Linked DNA regions of Mus musculus: region 1 is linked to region 2. The links are chromatin loops, found by intact Hi-C in ENCODE. Cell type or tissue: left cerebral cortex. All regions are shown on one strand. Each heading gives the region's core, and the rest is flanking DNA. Links, peaks and the distances in the headings are about the cores only.

Region 1 (5,385 bases), core at 230-5,229, 71 kb after region 2:
AGAGAAAAGAAAAATAAAACTGAAAAATGGTCCAGTGGTCCCACATCTTTGTATAAATCCCAGCAGGGTCTTGGGGAGACACTGTATGACCTTGTTTGGCATTATCCACAGTAGCTAAAAGGTATAATTATTTATGAATGAAAGGCTCAAAAAAGATGCAGTGCATGCGCACATTGGAATGTTATTCTGCCTTAAAAGAGAGACTCTGATGCTTAGGATACGATGCATGAACCCTGAAGACACGCTAAGTGAAATAAATCACAAAGCACTCACACTATGTTTCACTTTCTTAAGGTTTCTGGGGAAAATAGAAAATGAAATAGAAGTTCTAAGAAGTTTGGGAAAAAGAGAATGAGCTATTATCTTGGAGAATATAGTTTTTTCTTTACCAGATAAGATGAACTATGGATGGAGGTGGTTGGACAATGATACAAATGCAGTTAATGCTACTGTATCATACACATAAAAAAATGGTCAAGATGATATGCTGGTTAATATTATCAGGTTGAGCGGGTCTAGAATCATAAGCCTCTGGAAATGTCTATATGGGATTGTCCAGACTTGGTTAATAGCCACACTGAATGTAAGCACTGACATTCCATGGTCTGGGATTCTTCAACGGAATAAAAAAGAACAAGGTAGCTGAGCATGGGTGTTGATCACTCTGCTTCCTTACTACAGATGGAATGTAACAGTCTGCTTAAAGCTCCTGCTTCTCCCCTATGAAGGACTCCCCTTTTTGTGAGCCAGAGTAATAAATCCTTTTACCTCTGAGTTGCTTTGTCAGAATATTTTATCACAGAACCAGGAAAAGTAATGCAATGGGGAATTCTGTCTATGTGTAACCAGAGTTAAAACATTTTTTAAATAATTAAAGTATAAGGCAAAATGATCACTAGCAACCCAAGACAGACCCTAGACCACCTGAAGGATGGAGGGGGTCATGTAGGAAGAGGAAAGCTATGTTCAAAAATGACTTGGCAAGGAGCCAACAATGCTGGGATGGCAAGATGTCACCACACAGTAGTGCGTGCGCTCTCTATGTATCTGTCTCTCCATTTCATTCCTCATGATCACAGATGACTAATGGAGCATATGATCATGTTGTTTTACTTTTTTGAGGTGCTTCAGGTGTTAGGAGCCACAATCAGCCATCTTTGTTTTCAAAAAGGACCCTTCAATTTGCTGGTCCTCGGTATTTCTAATTATATAGTGATAGATGTGCAATCTGTTCTCTGACTTTCATCATGAATCAGTCTCCTATGGGTCTTTGCAAGACTCTCAGGAGAATCTCAGTGGAGGCTGGGTGACAGTGTTCAGCTCCTGTGCCAGGGTACTGCAAAAAGACCAGCCAGCCAGTGAGGAGAGTCTGAGTTCACGCCCACAGCTCACCGGTGCCTCAGAAGGCTGATCACCTTTCTGACTGTCTCCATCTGCGGCTCCCTTGGGCTGTGACTGAGCAGGTGTTTCATTCAGAAAATGCCTAATCAGAGCCTCTGGTCTCTCAGGTCTCATGAAACCCTAGCTGCACTCTCAAAAAGCAATACTCCGATGGGGGTAGAGGGGTGAATATTCTTACAGTCCTTGAGGTTTTATATGGTAGAAATGAGAGCCAAGGGTTGAGTGAAGGGAGGCCAGGGGAGCACTTTCTGAGAAAAACCTGCCAGGAATCCTGAAAAATATCTATTCAATAACTGTCTGGTCATGGTAATAAATTGCCTTTGTATAGCTCATTAATAATAATAATAGCTAACAGTTAATAGTGCTTACTCTGTGCCAGGCACTGTTGAAATGTGTTTGGAATATTAACTTACAACCTGAGCAGCAGCCTCCTGACATTATCCTACGCATTTTACAGAGAAGGAAACGGAGGCACTGATAGATTTATAACTTGGGCCAAGTTTGCAAGATAAGTCAGGGACACAGGCAAGAGCATTAGATCATGCTGTACCCCTCTCTGCAATGGGATGATATTTCTAAAGTATTTGACTTCTGAGTCTACAGTATTGTTCTGGTTTCATGTGATTTTTGAGAAGATCCACATTTTATTTGAAAGACAATGATCTTGAAGATACAGATGCGAGGGGTCACATCAGTGTGTGTACTATGGAACAAGGCTGAGGTTGAACTTGGGTCTGTAGCGTCCTAAGAATAGGTCACTTGAGTTGATAACAAGGCTCTGAGAAGAAGCCATCTCTTCTCCTCAGAATGCTGAACTTCTTCCACCCACATTCAGGCATGTTTTGGATTAAATGTGTTAGGAACTAAACAGCAGCTACCATGATTTCTCGAGATATTTCTTGCCAATCAAAGCTAAGCTGGGTCACATTACCCCGTGTGAGGGTTAATAGCATCAATTTGACAGAATTTATAGTCACTATGGAAAGAATTCTGTAGGCATGGCTGTGAGAACTTATGCAGATTATGTTCATTGAGGTGGGATGCTCTACTCTAACTGTGATGGGTACCATCCCACGGGCTGAGATCTCAGGCTGACTATAAAGGACATGAGCTGAATACACACATTCATCTCTTTCTGTTACTGACTGTGGATGCAGTGTGACCAGATATTTCCTCCTTCCATATCTTCCCTGTAGTCATGAACCTGGAAATGTGAGACAAACCAGAGCCTTTGTTCCTTAAACAGCATTTGTCAGATATTTTGTCAGACCAGTAAGATAAGCAAATAGTACCCCCATCTTCTCAATTGTCAGAAAAAGGTGCACTGTTATCTACCAGTTCCAAAGAAGGGAAAGTTAGGCAGGGACAGGAGAGACAACTTCTTCTGGGTTCATGCTACACAAGTCTATATTTATTTTGTTTCATAGAAGCCCTGTTTTTCACTGTCATTAACACAGAACCAAGGTCATTCTGACAAGGTATACAAGCTACAGACATGTATGTAAGAGGCCACCTAGGGAAAATGGCTTAGAGTGACACTGGGTGACTGTCATAGCACCAACTCCCATTTTAAACAGTGGATTTTCTGATAGCAATTTCTTTCTCATAGCAGCTCTAGGTGATTAACATTATGATCATGCCCACTTGACAGACAGTGAACATGAAGTGTAGAGATGGTCACAAAGGTGGTAGGTGGTATAATTCACTGCCCCGGGATCCTTTTAGCTATTCTCTCTGAAACAACTCCCTTTAAAGATAATAATTAAAAAGCAAAACCAACAAACACAAAACAAGAACAGGTGAGACCAGAACTCCCAGCAATCTTGTATCACCGGATTTCTCTCCATCAGCAACTGATCTTGTGGTGGCTTCTTGGGGGAACTCCAACTGGGTGTCCTCTTGTTCCATCCAGTTCTGCCACACTCTACTGGGGACTGCACTGGACCCAGCAGGTTGAGGTTTGCAATACAAAGCTGGCCTCTCCTCAGATGTCAACCCCTGATGGCTCCACCCACATTTATCACCAGCTAGCTGTAAATGGGGATTCCCATAACTTTTCTCAGGTTTGACTCATCAACTGGATAGCTCATAAGAACCATGGTGACTGGTTTATTACATAGGATATACTTACAAAACACCAGAAGAGACATATAAGGAAAGGTATATCAGAGAACATATAGAGCATCCATTTTTCTCAGGCTACCTCAGTCTACAAGAAGCTCTATGTTTTCAGAAACTCCCAGAAGTGCTTATGTCACTATCAGAGCTGAATTACTGGTCACTGGAGATCAACTTGCCTTCATTCCCTCTGTCCTTTTTGGAGGTTTGGAGATGGACTAAAAGTCCAAATCTTCTAGTCATAAATAGATCTTTCCTCTACTCAGCCCCCACCCTGATGATGCTAGGAAAAGCTTGTCAACATATCGACCTAGCCACAGACACTTTGGCCAGGCATCATTGCACACACCTATAATCCTACTACTTGAGATACCAAGGCAACAGGATGGTGAGTTCAAGTAGGAGGATGGTGAGTTCTCAAAGAAAAGCAGGGCATGGGAGGGGCAAATGTAGCTTTCCAGAGAAATGTTCATCTAGCAGGCAGAACGTCATGAATTTGATTCCAGTACCATATAAATCAGGCATGGTGGTATGTATCTGTAGTCTCAACACGTCAGAGTTATAAACAGGAAGAGCAGAAGTTAAAGGCCACACTTGGCTACCTAGCAGGGAATTCAAGCTGTAAAAGAATATGTCTCAAGGTTTACATACAAACACTGAAATGGAGGGAGAACTACTTTGAAGACTAGAAGAGAGTAGATAGGTATTATGTCGGTACACAATGTCACCAAGGAATACTAGCAGGATTTCTTTTTTATACACTGGGATTCAAGTTGAAAGCAGCTTCTCTAATTTTATAAAGTCAAGGAGCAGAAGCAAGATTTGAACCCATGCAATTTGACTGCAAAGCTCTTCCCTTTCACTATGGTGCCTAGCTATGAGCTGCTTAATCAGGGGTCAGACCAGGCCCTCATTAAAGCTGCAGAGATGAACCATTTTAGGCCTGCCACGTTTTACTGGCTCATTTCCCTTCTCCATCTTTTGTAACTAAAAACTCAATTTGCAGCTCAAGGCTGTGTCCTCACACTGTACCTTCTCATTGATCGCCCAGACTCTGAGTGAGAAACGATTTTATAAGCTAGTTGGCTTTGAAAAGCATAGAGTGGCAGCCATTGAACATATGCTTCTGTGGGTATATATTTATTCAGCTTATGTTGAGTGTAATTTTGGATGCTTTGCATATTTTATTTTTTTTTTGTCGCAGAGAGCAATTTTTAAAAAAGGGAAGAAAAAAGTCTCATCACTAAATGGAGACAGATGCCATACAGATATAAATCCAACATATATATATATATATATATATATATATATATATATATATGAATATGAGAGAATCAGAAAAGAAGCGAATCACCAATCCTGCATTCCAGGAACTGAAATGGGTAGAAGAAGGTGACTCATAGGCAATGAGAATCAAGTGTTTATTCTGATATCCATGAAAAGATATTTGTCAAGTTGGCTCCAGGCCAGGACCTAAGATCTTTATTCCAGGGCCTGCCTCCCATCCTGCTTCATCTTTTTTCTTCATGGTAGTATTGGAAGGACAGAAATACAGGCTTGAGTGAGCCACTCAGCACTTCCAGCAACCCAGAGTGAGTAGTTTAACATGTGAGACCGAATGCATCATTGTCTGAAGTCAACAGCTGCAGCAGTAGTCATGTGTAGGTTGGAACCAAGGTCTCAAACCACAACAACATGTGCAGAGCAGCCTTCACTAACAGTGTTTGAAGTCGTTGAGTTGAAAAACCATACCCCACATCCTTACATAAGATAAGCAAAGTGCTTAGTTCTACGTTCCAGAGGGGGAGGGCAACCCAATTTTGCAAATGCTTGGATTCAAACATCTAAGGTCACACTTAAAATTGG
Region 2 (5,385 bases), core at 141-5,140:
TGTAGCCAGTCTGTTAGTCTATGTCTTTTCAATGGGGAGTTGAGCCCATTGATATTAAGAGATATTAAGGAAATGTAATTGTTGCTTCCTGTTATTTTTATTGTTAAAGTTGGCATTCTGTTCTTGTGGCTGTAGTCCTTTAGTTTTGTTAAAGGATTACTTTCTTGCTTTTTCTAGGACATGGTTTCTGTCCTTGTATTGTTGTTGTTGTTGTTGTTTTTTTTTTCTGTTATTATCCTTTGAAGGGCTGGATTCATGGAGAGATAATGGGTGAATCTGGTTTTGTTGTGGAATACTTTGGTTTCTCCATCTATGGTAATTGAAAGTTTGGCTGGGTATAGTAGCCTGGGATGGCATTTGGGTTCTCTTAGTGTCTGTATAACATCTGTCCAGGATCTTCTGGCTTTCATAGTCTCTGGTGAAAAGTCTGGTGTAATTCTGATAGGCCTGACTTTATGTTACTTGACCCTTTTCCCTTACACTTTTTAATATTCTATCTTTATTTAGTGCATTTGTTGTTCTGATTATTATGTGTCGGGAGGAATTTCTTTTCTGGTCCAGTCTATTTGGAGTTCTGTAGGCTTCTTGTATATTCATGGGCATCTCTTTGTTTAAGTTTGGGAAGTTTTCTTCTATAATTTTGTTGAAGATATTTGCTGGACCTTTAAGTTGAAAATCTTCATTCTCATCTACTCCTAGGTTTTGTCTTCTCATTGTGTCCTGTATTTCCTGGATGTTTTGAGTTAGTATCTTTTTCCATTTTGCACTTTCTTTGATTGTTGTGCCAGTGTTCTCTATGGAATCTTTTGTACCTGAAAATCTCTCTTCCATCTCTTGTATTCTTTTGCTGATGCTCACATCTATGGTTCCAGATTTCTTTCCTAGGGTTTCTATCTCCAGCATTGTCTCACTTTGGGTTTTCTTTATTGTGTCTACTTTCCTTTTTATGTCTAGTATGGTTTTGTTCATTTCCATCACCTGTTTGGATGTCTCCAGCATTGTCTCACTTTGGGTTTTCTTTATTGTGTCTACTTTCCTTTTTATGTCTAGTATGGTTTTGTTCATTTCCATCACCTGTTTGGATGGGTTTTCCTGTTTTTCTTTATGGACTTGTAACTCTTAACAGTGTTCTCCTGTATTTCTTTAAGTGAGTTATTAAAGTCCTTCTTGATGTCCTCCTCTATCATCATCAGATATGCTTTTAAATCCAGGTCTAGCTTTTCGGGTGTGTTGGGGTGCCCAGGACCAGTCGAGGTGGGAGTGATGTGTTCTGATGATGATGAGTGGTCTTGGTTTCTGTTAGTAAGATTCTTGCGTTTGCCTTTCACCATCTGGTAATCTCTGGAGTTAGTTGTTATAGTTGTCTCTGGTTAGAGCTTGTTCCTCTCATGATTCTGTTAGCCTCTATCAGCAGACCTGGGAGATTAGCTCTCTCCTCTGAGTTTCAGTGGTCAGAGCACTCTCTGCAGGCAACCTCTCCTCTTACAGGGAAGTTGCACAGATATCTGGCATTCGAACCTGCCTCCTGGCAGAAGATGGAGGCCCAAAACAGGGCTTGTCCCAGAAGCTGTTAGCTTCTGTAGTCCACACTCTCACCTGTGCAGACTAGTCTCAGAGGGATCCGGGAACCAAGATGGTGCCTGCAGGTGCTCCAGAAAAGCCTTCCTGGGTGAGTCGGACACCTCTCCTCTGGCAGGGAAGGTGCCCAGATAGATGTCTGGAGCCCCAAATGGGGTCTGCCTCAGAAGCTGTCCTCTAGGGACCTTGGGGATGTCCGCTGACTCTGAGCTCAGGTGACCTGGTGCTGGCTCAGACCGGAAGGGATTTGTGACCCTGATCAGGCTGGCTTTTCTGCTTTCCTAATGCTGTCTCAGGTCCCACGAGCGAGATTGGATTGGAACAGAAGTTGTGTTCTACTCACCAGTGGTCCAAAGATCGTGTGGAGAGTCCTCTAGGGGATCCTGGGTGTATCCGCTGACTCTGAGCGTAAGGTGACCATGTGCTGGTGCTGACAGTAAGGGATTTGTGACCCTGGTCAGGCCAGCTTTTGTCCCAATTTCTTGTCTCTCATCTACACTCAAAGGATTATAATTAGTACTTCATGGCATTTCCCCAAACTTCTGCCAGTGTCACTGCTGAGAACCTCAATTTGCTTAGTGACCTAGTTCCCTTCTTCCTCTTCCATTGTCTCTGAGCAACATGTGATGCCATTGACCAAGCCTTCCTCCAAATCACATTCTTTTGAAGACTCAACAATATCTCACCTGTCTTTACATATTCCTCTGTCATCTTGGGTGGATCTTTTGCATCCACATTCTTCAAGAATCTGCCTTTGTTCCTTTCATCACCTGTACTCACTCAAGACATCTGCTTTGCTCTGAATATTTATGTCTTTCTGAATTCTACAGGTTGAAATTGTGATTCCTCAAGTAAAGTGACTGTATTTGAACATGAGATTCCTGGGAGGCGTCAAATACCTTCCAGTATGGAATTAATACTTTTATAAAAGATGCCCAAGGCAGATCCACTATCCTACCATGTGACAATATGGCTAGGAGTTGTCCTTCATGAGCCCAAAACAGGGTCTTCAATATGAAGAACCTGCCATGATCTTGGATTTCCAAGAGCTCCTTAATCTATCTATCTATCTATCTATCTATCTATCTATCTATCTATCTATCTATGTATCTATCTATCTATCTATGTATCTATCTATCTTAACTACCCAGTTTATACCACTGTGTTTCACCAGTCCTACTGGAATAAGATGCCACTATTGTCTGTAATGATTATTTAAAATCTCATTTAAACTCTGTTACTATCAAATGAGTCCATTTGGGATTTGATTAGAAAGCCCATTTTCCAACAAATAGGGTTATTGTAGCCAGGTGTATAACTCTGTCCTTATCTCTGAGGATTGACTCAGGTCTGGGATACAGATTTGGTAGATGGTACTCATGGAACATTCAGGGACTCTATAGCCCAAGAAATATGTGTTAGAAGAAAAGACATGAAAAATGAGCCTCAGTCCATAAGAAGGTGAAAGTTTCTAAAAAAGATAGCAAGAACACTAGGGATGTGCTACCCAAAGGAGTCAGAGACATTTTTGAGAGTAAACAGTATTGTTGAATATAGAGCTGGATCGAAGTGTATATAACTACAAACACGTGCACTTTTGGCCTTGGAAGAGGTAGTGTGTGAGAGGTATAAAAGCCAGACTGCAGTGGGTGGAGGAGAAAGTGGGAAGTGAAGAAGTGGAGAGCATTTGCATAGATTTCTCTTTCTAGAAGTCTGGCTGTGAATGGAAGACATAAGGTGGTAGCTGGCGGCAACTGAAAGTTTAAGGAGGGGGTGAGTCTGGGGAGATGAACATATTTGTGGTCTAAGGAGAAAGATGCAGATAAGGAAAGGTACATAAAATAAAATGGGGCGATTTAAAGAGCCGTGGAATAATGGTAAGATGAGATGGCTAGGAGTATAAACCAGGTCTAAGAACATTTTAAGAAGTTAGTTCTGGAAAGAAAGAAGGAAAAAAAAAGATCTAGCTGATATTGCCAAGGAGCATTACTCGAACCCATAGACAGAAATTATTGACAACTAGATGTGGTATGGACCATGTAAATTACATGGGATTGTCTTCAGTACTAAGTTCATGAAACAGATTCAATATCCACTGGCAGAAAATAGTAAGAAGGATGATATGAAATAGGATGAGGAGATTGCAACTCTCCAAGCTATACATCAAGTAGATTTGTGATAAGAAGGAAGAGGCCAAGTTCAAATAAGTAAAGGCCACCCTACTAGATTTGTCAATTCAGGTCCAAGGATGTATGCAAAATGAGTCATTCCCCCACCTTTGTATCTCTACAATGCAATGGTGTCTGTACTATCAACTACTTCTGTGGGTTGGGGATTGGTTATATACTAGGTACCTCATATGCAATATCCTCAACTGTCAGGATAGTTTTGAAAAACTGCTGAGTAGTTTGTCTTTTACTCTGAGGAACCGATACTCAAGATATGATGTAGGTTATCAGAAGGTCTCACACTCTTGTCTGACTCAGTTCCCCGACTCTTTTGCTTACTCACTATCTTGTCACAACCTTTGAGATTTGACATCAGCATGTTTTCCCTCTGAGCATTCCTTTCTCTGGCATCAGAAACTCTAGTCTTTGAATTCTTCTTGTGTGATCCTGTTTTCTGTCTTCTTTTTCTCCTGCCTCCCCCTATAGGATGTTTGTTTCCTGTTTTTGAACATGCATGAACTTTTTCTTCAAGGTGTTAATGAGTTCCCTATGGAAAAGTCAAGACACCTCAGTTAAAAATAAAATAAAATAAAATAAAGCACTAAATTCCTTGAGGACAGAGTGGGACGTGTGGAACGTTTTCCCCAAGGACATCTCCACACTTCTTAATTTAGTTTCCTTCTTAAACCAATTTGCCAATTAAGTTGTCCTTCTAGGAGTCAAGGGCAGCACTCAGTAGAAAGCCACACCTCCTCCTTTGTCTGCCCTTCACAGGTAGACACTCATAGTCTGGAACCAAGTCACTTTCCATCTTACGTTTGTTATTTCCTATATCATGTAATTTGTTTACCTCCTGGACTCCCTGCCTAAAAGTCTCTATGCCTCTGTCATTGTCTAACAACTATTTACTCATAAAAATTCAAACCAGTTTTTAGAAACATTCCTAGGTAGATGGGTTATATCAGGCACTGCTTCTAGCTTGTATCTCTTCTATCATAATATAGGACTATGAAGGAAGATGACCAACAGAGTAGGATAATGGATATGATGGCTATAATAAATAAGACCTGGCACAAAGGATATATCATTTCATCTTGTAACAGCCCTATTACCCCAGCTGTAGAAGAAGACATAGTGAATAATGACACCATTCGGTTGTTTCAGAGAAGGCATGCACTGGTCCACATAAGCACATTATTTGGTGTTCACCACATAACCCATGCTAGTCCATCCTATAATATTTCTCAGAGTAATGTATTTTATTTCTGACTGCATTTTCCATACTGGCTCAATGGCCTCAAGAAATTAGGGATGGGATTTGAACTGGTTCCCTTCTCATCACCTCATTCAGAGTCTAACATTTAGTAGGGACTTATTAATAAATGAGTGTACAAAAATAAACCTTCTCAGGATGAACCATCCTTAGGACTATATTATTTGTAATCACATTTTTTAATTTATGTAATCCTTGAGAGTGAAAATAGAGTGGACAAACATCTTCATTTGAAAGTCCAGAGGCCTCTGCAAGGACTGAATACTTGATGGGATATGTATACAGCAGCTTCCAAGTTCTGTATACAGGACCATGGACAGTCATACCAGCCATGCACAAATGAAATTTGGCCTCCTCTATACAGAG

The links. A loop is a pair of places that touch in the nucleus more often than their neighbours do. Peaks named below come from ENCODE experiments on the same cell type or tissue, not always from the same donor. Only the 100,000 strongest peaks of a DNase experiment are listed, where the experiment ranks them.
Region 1: it touches region 2 in a loop (4-fold over the local background); 2 of 42 quality-filtered maps call a loop at or near these places.

What each region holds. Positions count from the first base shown.
Region 1 is chr4:65,763,031-65,768,415 of GRCm38, forward strand. All of the region lies in intron 11 of Astn2 (astrotactin 2), which reads right to left. Among named protein-coding and RNA genes, the nearest start is that of Gm31533, 140 kb to the left of the region's middle. In left cerebral cortex, for the core only: no CTCF peak of the experiment used is centred there; DNase peaks (open chromatin) are centred at 1,353, 2,465, 3,990, 4,590 and 1 more place; H3K27ac peaks cover 623 bases.
Region 2 is chr4:65,692,177-65,697,561 of GRCm38, forward strand. All of the region lies in intron 13 of Astn2 (astrotactin 2), which reads right to left. Among named protein-coding and RNA genes, the nearest start is that of Gm31533, 67 kb to the left of the region's middle. In left cerebral cortex, for the core only: no CTCF peak of the experiment used is centred there; a DNase peak (open chromatin) is centred at 3,256; H3K27ac peaks cover 470 bases.